2 separate regions of the Homo sapiens genome follow, and region 1 is linked to region 2. A link is a contact called in ENCODE Hi-C or POLR2A ChIA-PET data. All regions are on one chromosome and are shown on one strand. The core of a region is the stretch at or near the end of the contact, and the rest is flanking DNA. Distances in the headings are between cores, read along the strand shown.

Region 1 (4,492 bases), core at 417-2,916, 85 kb after region 2:
GCGAAAGACCCTGTGTCATAAAAAAAAAGAAAAAGAAAACAAAAGAAAGAAATTAATTTCAAGTACACCAGGAACAATTGAGGCCATCATATTCTGAAGCAGAGATAAAAGATTTGAGATTAAAGAGAAAGTGCAAATAAACTAGTGACATTTTCCTGAATCCTGGATGCTGCTTTCACCCCCCAAAGCTAATGTATCTCCCTTTTTCACTTGAGATAATTTAAATTGGGTTCTGTCACTTGCAAGAAAAAGCATCTTGATCAACTTAGCTACAGTTTTTGCATCTACAAAATCAAGGAGCTGAACTAAATGATTTCCATGTTTTTTTCATATTTCAAGTTCTAAGATTCTGACTTAAAATGTCTGATTTTTTACTAAGAAATAGATTTTTTTAAAAGCGAGGAAAGAGCAGGAGAAGCAGCCTGAAAGAAAAGGAATGCAGAAGAGGGAGACAGGGTCACTCCTGGGACCAGTGAGAGCCAAAGACCAACTCTGCCTGCTGCATGATTTAGACAAGACTCCCGATTTTAACTCAGGACTGTAAGAGTGCCCTGCAAAAGGACTCACGCCTCTAGTGATCCCAGGTAAGGCCCACACATAGGTTTCTCTGACATGCTGTTGGAGTCATGATGACACAGTAGTTGAGGGCATGGGCTTTAGAGGCTGCTGCCCCTGGATTCAATGATTATCATTTTCATCACAGCATTTACTGAGCGTTTATGACATACCTGGAAATATCTCAAGACCCAGCCTCTTCACTTACTAGCTATGTAACCTTAGGGAAGTGACTTAACTGCCACAAGCCTCTGCTTCCTCATCTGTAAAATGGGTGTCATAATAGTTTACTTCTCACAGGGATGTTGTGAGGATTCAATGAGTCAAGAACAGTATCTGGCACGGGCTCAAGCATCAAGAACAGTATCTGGCACGGGCTCTTCCTAAAATGTTCCTCCTTGCCTTTTACACACAGCTCAAATACCAAACATCCACAAAACTTCCCCAATTGTACTCCACCTCCTCTGTCTCCCCCGAGCACTTTGTTCCTGCCTGCTGGCTTTCTTTCTGCACACATTATTTAAGAGGTAGAATGATCAGGATTTCTAGCTCTGTATTTCATTCACCTGCTCACAAATCTATCACCTGTGTGGCTCACCATACCTTATCTTTGGGTTCCTGAAGCGTTGGTCAATGACAAACACACAGGATCTCAACAAATTTAAATGGATTGAGTAAATAATATTCAGCCATCTCTCAAGATCAAAGCAGACAGTATGATCAGTAGTACGTGCCACACCTTTTGGTTTCACCACCTCAGTGAGCATTAAGGATTTTTGTCAGGCGAAACTGATGTGTGATTGTAAAGCTGCTCCTCACATGAAACCACCAATTGCTCAAGCTAAAAGTAACAATTCCTCACAGCTGGCAGGCCAGCCCATCTGCAACTGGCCGTGGAGCCTGTGTTAACGGGTGCGGTGCTGCTAGTTTGGAAGCTGACCAAAGAGACAGTAAACACAAAGGTTGCCTGGGTGCATAAATACAAAACGAGCTCCTCCTTGCCTCATCCCCGAAACAGGCCAGTCACAGCATCAGGGACTCCACAAGTGTCTACTTGTCAGCTCCTGTCAAGTGCAACGGCAAGGACCTACCACCCTCAAGCTGCAGATATTAAGGATGAAATTGCAGGAGCTGCGGTTTTATAAGAAGCCAAACATTGTGTGCATTCAGAAAAAGATATTTTTCTAAGGTGAGTACATGGCAAGGTCATGTATACGGAGAGGAAACATTTCCCCACTTCTGGCTAAAAGAAAATGTGTTAAACGTGTTCACCCGGCTAACTACAGAAAGAACCTCTGGGGACAATCTGGTATGCCGCATGAGACTGACCATGTGGCACCTCATTTCTCATTAGTGCAAATCTTAGGGAAGCAGTACAAAGTGCTTTTGAACCTATAAGGGAAATGAGACGGATAACTGGCTGGGGTGGCATGAAGTTTTCTAAGTAAATAGTGGAATAAAATGTATGAATATAATTTTTATTCCCTTGTGTTGATTAGAATTCAACTCGAGGGCATGGTAAGGCTTACAGGATCACAATGGTGATCTCTCAAATGACTGGAATTTTTTTAAAAAAAACTCTCTTATTCTCAATTCCTCTTTTCTATCTGTGTGTTTTTATTAATTCACTCATTTATTTATTTGTACCCTATGCCATTCCTGAACGCAATGCAGCCTTATGCTCTGCAGGCACTGGGGAACTGACAATGGCTTTTGAGCAGGGCAACTACATGATCAGACATGAATTTTAGATGATCTGGAATCAGCGTTGAGGATGGAACTAGAGAAGACAGAGGTTGGTAGTCCTCCAGATGAGTCCTGACTAGATACCATGAAGGAGAGAAGACACATTATTTAAGAGGCAGAATGATCAGGATTTCTTGACTGGGTGACTGTGGACAGTAGCAAAACAGTGAAAAAATAACTAGAAAGTGACTTTTTCCATGACTTTGTGAATGATGACACTAACTCAAGCAGATTGACAATATAGGAAGTGGACCAGTTTTGGAGTATGGGTAGTAGAAAGCTCGAGGAAGTGCTTTAGAGAAAGGCGCCATATAATGATGCTAAGATTTCAATTCTCTGTCAAGTTGCCAGTGCAGGTGACAGAACATGTGGCTAATGAAGGTCTACTCTTGCTCCCTGTGGGCTGATTGCCAGCTGCACCCTTTGAAGTTGTCCTACATCCTCATCATGCCTGATGGTGACCGCTAGGCTCACTAGAGGAACTTTGAGAGAGTGTGGAAATGGAACAGTACAAGCCCAGAGACATCCTTAGGGACCCAGCCAGAAGGCCTCTCCTACCGATGGGATGGTGGGATTGGAGCAGTGCCAGTTTTGCTTCTTCTTAATTTTTGAAGGGTGGGCAGAAATCTATTGCCAGTGGAACACTGAGTATGCAAGGGTAGATGACCTCACAACTAGGGTGACTGTCCTCAGGCCCTGCCTTGAGTACTGTCTCCCAGTCTGTCTTCACAGCTCGAGGAATGGATCAGGGAGAAGAATCCTCCTTTCCAATCATCCTAGTCTCTCTCTTTCCCCCCAGACACCTTCTATCTATCTCGGAGCCTCTGCTGCTCTTTCTGTATCCCTGGAATGACTTCCTTTTCTACACTGGGTGAGTCTCTGAGCTGGGATACTTCCTGGAAGGGAGAGCCGTTATCTGCTGGAGCAGTCAGCTGTGGACTCGCTAGGCTGTGTCTATGACTGCTGCACAAATAGAAGGATTTCGTTCAGCTTGGGAATTTTTTGTGTATTCTTTACCTATTATCTCATCTTGTTTCTAAAAAGATTCGCTGCATCTTGCAGTATAACAGGAGTTGTTTGCTTTTATTTTATTTTATTTTATTTTATTTTATTTTTTATTAGAGGGACTGGGGATGCCCTCCTTGGGGCTGAGCCAAGGTGCAAAGGTAGAGCTCCCCCTGCTGGCTGACTTTTGCTCCTGCAGCCCTCGGGCGTCTGACGCTTTCGCGTTTATGAAGTCTTGTAGTTTCACAGGGGAGAAAATCAGTGTCGCTCAGCTTCAGGAGGTTCGCTTGCTTTCAGAAACAACGGTCAGTGTGACTGTTGGACTGAACATGCTTAAAACTCATTCCATCACTTTCTGTCATTATCTTTCACTAGCTCTTGCACAAATATTGAGGCTCTTAGTTTGTGGGACATTGACTGGGCCCTGACCCAGAGGCAAGCATTTTGCTAGCACCAGGAACACTAAGGCCAAAGAGACACCCTCCCTGACGTTGGAGACCAGCATAAGCGAAGCTGCCCTCTTTCAGATAGGAAAGCCCTTGTCATCCCAGGATGGGGACACTCAAAATGAAAGGAGCTCCCTAGACAGGGCCCCAGACCCAGGTCCATTCAGGAATAGGGGGTATTTTATCACGAGTTAACTTTGAGTTATCCTGGCCCCTCCCCTAGGCTGACCCGGCAGGTGGGAGGGAGAGTGAGGCATCCTGAAGGCTGCAAGCCTGGCTGGCTGTGATCCACGCAGGAGATCTACACCTCAGAGCACTTCCTCCCACTGGGCAGTGGACCACTCGAGCAGCGGTTCTGAACACCTGATCCCCAGACTCATCGCAGCAGCAGCATCTAGGAACAGGTAACACATTCTCAGGTTTGAAAGGCGCTGGGTGTGAGGCCCAGCAGCCTGTGCTTTAGCAAGCCCTCTAGGTAACTCTGACAGTTAAGGACGTCCAGAGACAGCGGTGTGGCCACCTCTGGGAGCCCTACGTGACAGCTCAGCTTCATGAGACATGGCTTCTTCTGCCTCACAGCAGCCACAAAGCCATAGCATTTCAGAGGTACCTATTAGATACCCCTCCCTTTTACAAATGAGAACACCAAGGTGCAAGAATACATGGTTCGCCTAGGGCAAATCTGTCAGGGGATTTCCCCACCAGGCATCCCAATTTACACCAATAGAAAAGGGAGGCCA
Region 2 (4,041 bases), core at 278-2,777:
TAACTCAGAGGAGCTTACCTCCTTGAAAGACATGTCACCCATTCTGGGTTAGGAACTGGGTGTGGGCTTGGGGTATGGAAGGTAGGGGAAGAAGGAGACTGTGGTCCTCAGTCTGTGAGGGGTAGGCATGAGATCAGTCCCCACATGCTCTCATAGGCAGATCATGCCCTGGGTAAGTGGCTCTGCCATTCCATTTGAGTGGCAGCTCCTTAGCTGAGCATAGCATTGAAAGAAGGCAGGGATTGCCGTGTCTTGTGCTGAAAGGACAATTGTCAGTAGGATATATACCATGGCTGCTAGCTGTGACCAGAGCTAGCCACAAACTCCATGATCAGCAGCAAAGGAAGTCCCAGCATCAGGAGTGTAGAGGAGGTGAGAGTGACCAGGACAAGCTCTGGGGCTCAAATGGGGCTGTGGAATTTCAACTGCAGCTACAGTGTGTGGAAGGACTTTCCTGGCTGTCCAAGCCCCAGTCCCTCTGCCTCTGGCAGCGGTCTGGGACCCCCTGGGCATGGCAGGGGCTGAGGAGCCCCACAGCCTCCAGGCATGCATCTGAGATGGTTCCAGTAGCCCAGGAGACAAGGACTGACCCTTGGCTTTCTCATAAGCATCCTGGTAACCTGGACTTCTTGGGCTCATCACAGGGAAATGACCCTGGGAAAGAGAGAAAGCCATTCTTGCCAGAGGGGAGATGAGGCTAGAGCCAAACTCACAGGACACATAAAAGAGATGCAGCCTCACTTCATCTCTCAATTTTGCAAAGAATTCACCGTTTTAATGAATTAGAGCAATTCAAGGTCACCCTATAATAACAATGCTCTTACTTACATGCATTCTTTCTTTCCTCCTAAGCTAGAGAGGAAGAGGTGAAGTTAGGGTTTGGGAGCTGGGAATTGCAAACAAATTTGACAGTTGTGGCCAAATCTCGCAATGTGCATAGGGGTGAGTCATGTAGGTAAAGGTCATGTGAGTTACATTAAAATACAAGTTGAAAATGATTGGTTTTATAGGTTTTTATCAGAGATTTAATGTTTATTAAATGTATGAATGTTTCCCTGTCCCTTATAGTGTAAGATCTCCAGAATTCTCCCACAGTGGCCATTAACACTGCTGTGGGTTCTTACCTCTCTTTAGCTTGTCCCTGGCATTCACCCTGTAATGTGACACCAGGTTCTGAGGCCTCCAGAGATGACAGACTGCAGAACATTCAAAGAAAAAGTAAAACACAGACCCTGCCTCTCTTTGCATCCCGTCTCTTGGAGTTTCCTGGAGTCAGTCCTCCATCTTCCTACAAGGTGGTGTCTGTTTCTTTCTCTCACTCTGGATTAATGTTTGCGTTTTCCTTCACCAAAGCCCCAAGGGGAGACATAGCACCTTGCCCAGGGTCTGAGCCCTATTTACAGAAAGCTGTTTTCGCTTTCCTGACATTTTTCACAGTCTCTTATGCATCCTCAGCCTGGGCCTTGTACAAATACTAGCTGATAAACATCTGATGCCAGTCTTTGAAATGGTCCAAGGCCACCTGGGTCCTGCTACCACTTCCTGGGGTTGATCCCAGGATTAGGGCTGAGCAACAGCCCCTCCCGGCCACCTGATCTGGGCAGGGCCCTGCTAGGAAGGGGAGGTCTGGCTCTGGCTATTGAAGGCTGACTCAGGGCAGCCAAGCCAGGATTCCAGCTCCCACAGCATGAGGAGTCCTCTCCTCTCCCCTCTGCTCTCTTGCCAGGATGATACACCCCTGTCTCCCACTGTCAGCGCTCACCTGCATGGGAAGCACTCGCTGGGTCACGAGACTATTTTCCCATTTCCTTCAGCACCAGTGGCTGTGGTGACTTGAGGTCATTTAGAGACCTGCCAGCTCAGTCTCCTCTGTCCTTCTTGCTCTCTTGCTGCCTCTGGGAAGGGCTGAGCTATTCCTGACACCTGGAGTAGGACAACAGCACGAGGAATCCACGCAGAGCTGAATATAAGCAAGCTGGGCTCCTCATGCATGACAAAATGCAAGCTCATGAACCCTCTACGTGCCTGGAAAGGCCACTGTCCCCAGGATGTCTCCATATTCTCCATTTGGGGGTGGGGAGGCTTATGTTCTCACCTCTGGCTCCTAGTTTCTGCTTCCACTGAGTTCTTTCAGTTTGAGTCACTTTGCCATCCCGTGTACACTGTCCTGGGTCTGCACTCAGATGTGGAACTCAGACCTTTGCCTTGATTTCCACAGAAAACAAACCAAACACCCGTCTAAGACTTCTGTTTAGGCAGCAGACTCTGTCAAGGGCTGCTCAGCCAAGAGGATTTACACTGCAGCAGAACAAACAACTTCAAGTGGGGTTTTTGATCTTTAATGATCCTCTTTGAGGCCACTCCCAGCTCCAGAGATTTCCCAGGGATCAGACCATGCCCTGTTGCTAACGAAGCTCATGTTTTCACAGGTTGATGAACGGCCTATACTGGAACAACTACTGGGGGGCTTGGGGGGTCTGCTCTGTGTGTGTGTGTGTGTGTGTGTGTATAAGAGAAGGAGATGGTGGGTTTTATTTGTTGGCTTGTTTCTACTTTGTTTTGTTTGGAGACTTGGTTGTAAGTGAACCTTTACATTTGGAGATAGGTGTCCTGCTCTTTGCAGTGCCCACTCACCAGAGTAACCTCTTAGACCCCATCCACAAAATCCAAAGAGTTGAAAAGAACACAAATGCTGTCCAGCTCAGGAGTCTTCAAGTATTTTGCTTGCATTGCATGTCCCCTAAAATAATGTTGGAACATTATATATCCCCTTTGACAGTTTTTTTTTCCTCCTCTACTCTGAAGGGATGCCTTAAAATTTTTGTGTTGGTATTTTAAATCTCATTTTGAGTTTAAATAGCTGAAAAATGTTACATTTTACTGTAAATTTGAAATCTTTTAACATTTTAACAGTTAAACATTTTGGAATAACTATAAGCCACTATTTAAATGTATCAAAATAGAATTGGAATGTTTTAGCAATTTAATATGTTCCATTTTTTTAAAAAAAATCACGAACAAGCTCTTCTTTAACAGTCAGAAATTTTACATTATTCCTTTTTTCTCCTTGAGTTTGTATTTCCACTCCTCTTTCCCTAAAGAACTTTATCCTGATATAATATACATTTATGATCAAAGTCATTTATTAATCGCCTTATCATTTCTCTTAAAATGTATACAAATTCAATTTTTTTTCCTTTTCTGTGACCATAAAGCTCTAAAGCTACGTTGTCCAATACTGATATTATGGAACACTCATTAGTTTCTCCTTCATCTTTGTTAAAATAATTGGATAGTGTTAGATTTGTAAAAGGATTAATAATCTAATTATTAGCATAATTCACTCCTTCAGCTCAAATCAATACTTTAACATTATCTCTTTGGACCCTCCACCAGCAATGAATAAGAGTTCCTATAGCAGCAAAGATGATCCACCCTTCTTGGGGAGGCTTGTGTAGAAGGTGGCTTTAAAAAACATTCATTTTCCCCATTTCCTCCTCCCTAATATGGGTTTTGCATCTGGGCTTCCAGGGTATCCCAGATTCATAACCTACTTCCTGAGATGTGGGGGTTCCTTTGGCTCTGGAGTGGGGGCCAAGGTGAGAGAGGTTCTAAAGTCAAAACTGTTGTGAAATGCCACAAAGCCACTGGGGACAGCTGTGAGTTGAGGTTCTGGAAAGGAGAATGAGTCACTGCAGTTATTGTTAGTCTGTGTATCCACTTCGGTCTCATTTGGAAAATGTGGAATGACTTGCCCCCCCTCAATAAGGCCCCTCACATTACCAACCATGATTCTTGGGCTCTCAATGCAATAGAAATTCACACAAGGCCCAAAGAGTTTTTCCAAACAAGGCTTCACTGGAGCTTATGCCTGGACATAAAAGAGGCAGCGAGAGAGAGAGAGAGAGAGACAGAGACAGAGACAGAGAGAGAATTCCCTGACTTACTCCCCCAAAAGAGCCCTGCTTTTTTATTAGGCAAAGCGCAGGAATTAACATGGGGCATGAGGTATACAGGGTGGGCTGGGCAAAGCACCTGAGG

What was found. Hi-C counts contacts between places; a loop is a spot of excess contacts on that map. ChIA-PET counts read pairs that join two places held with the same protein, here RNA polymerase II (POLR2A). Pooled maps may share reads with other maps.
Region 1: a map of heart left ventricle shows a loop between it and region 2 (2.0-fold over the local background). The contact joins the promoter of LINC01805 here to the enhancer-like site in region 2. A Hi-C loop is called at or near these places in 4 of 168 maps with a recorded cell type or tissue (endothelial cell of umbilical vein, heart left ventricle and psoas muscle) and 11 of 50 pooled maps. POLR2A ChIA-PET finds 5 or more read pairs at or near these places in 5 of 52 experiments (AG04449, OCI-LY7, PC-3 and 2 more).

What each region holds. Positions count from the first base shown.
Region 1 is chr2:64,484,687-64,489,178 of GRCh38, forward strand. LINC01805 (long intergenic non-protein coding RNA 1805) reads left to right here and starts at 1,667. Exons shown (of 3, transcript NR_147011.1): 1 at 1,667-1,744; 2 at 4,049-4,156. RefSeq lists an enhancer at 1-578.
Region 2 is chr2:64,399,389-64,403,429 of GRCh38, forward strand. All of the region lies in intron 1 of LGALSL-DT (LGALSL divergent transcript), which reads right to left. Among named protein-coding and RNA genes, the nearest start is that of LGALSL, 53 kb to the right of the region's middle. Within about 2 kb of position 1,528, at least 7 of the 41 ENCODE cell types and tissues checked have a DNase peak (open chromatin) inside an H3K27ac peak, as active enhancers do; they include PC-3, where a contact is called at or near this core.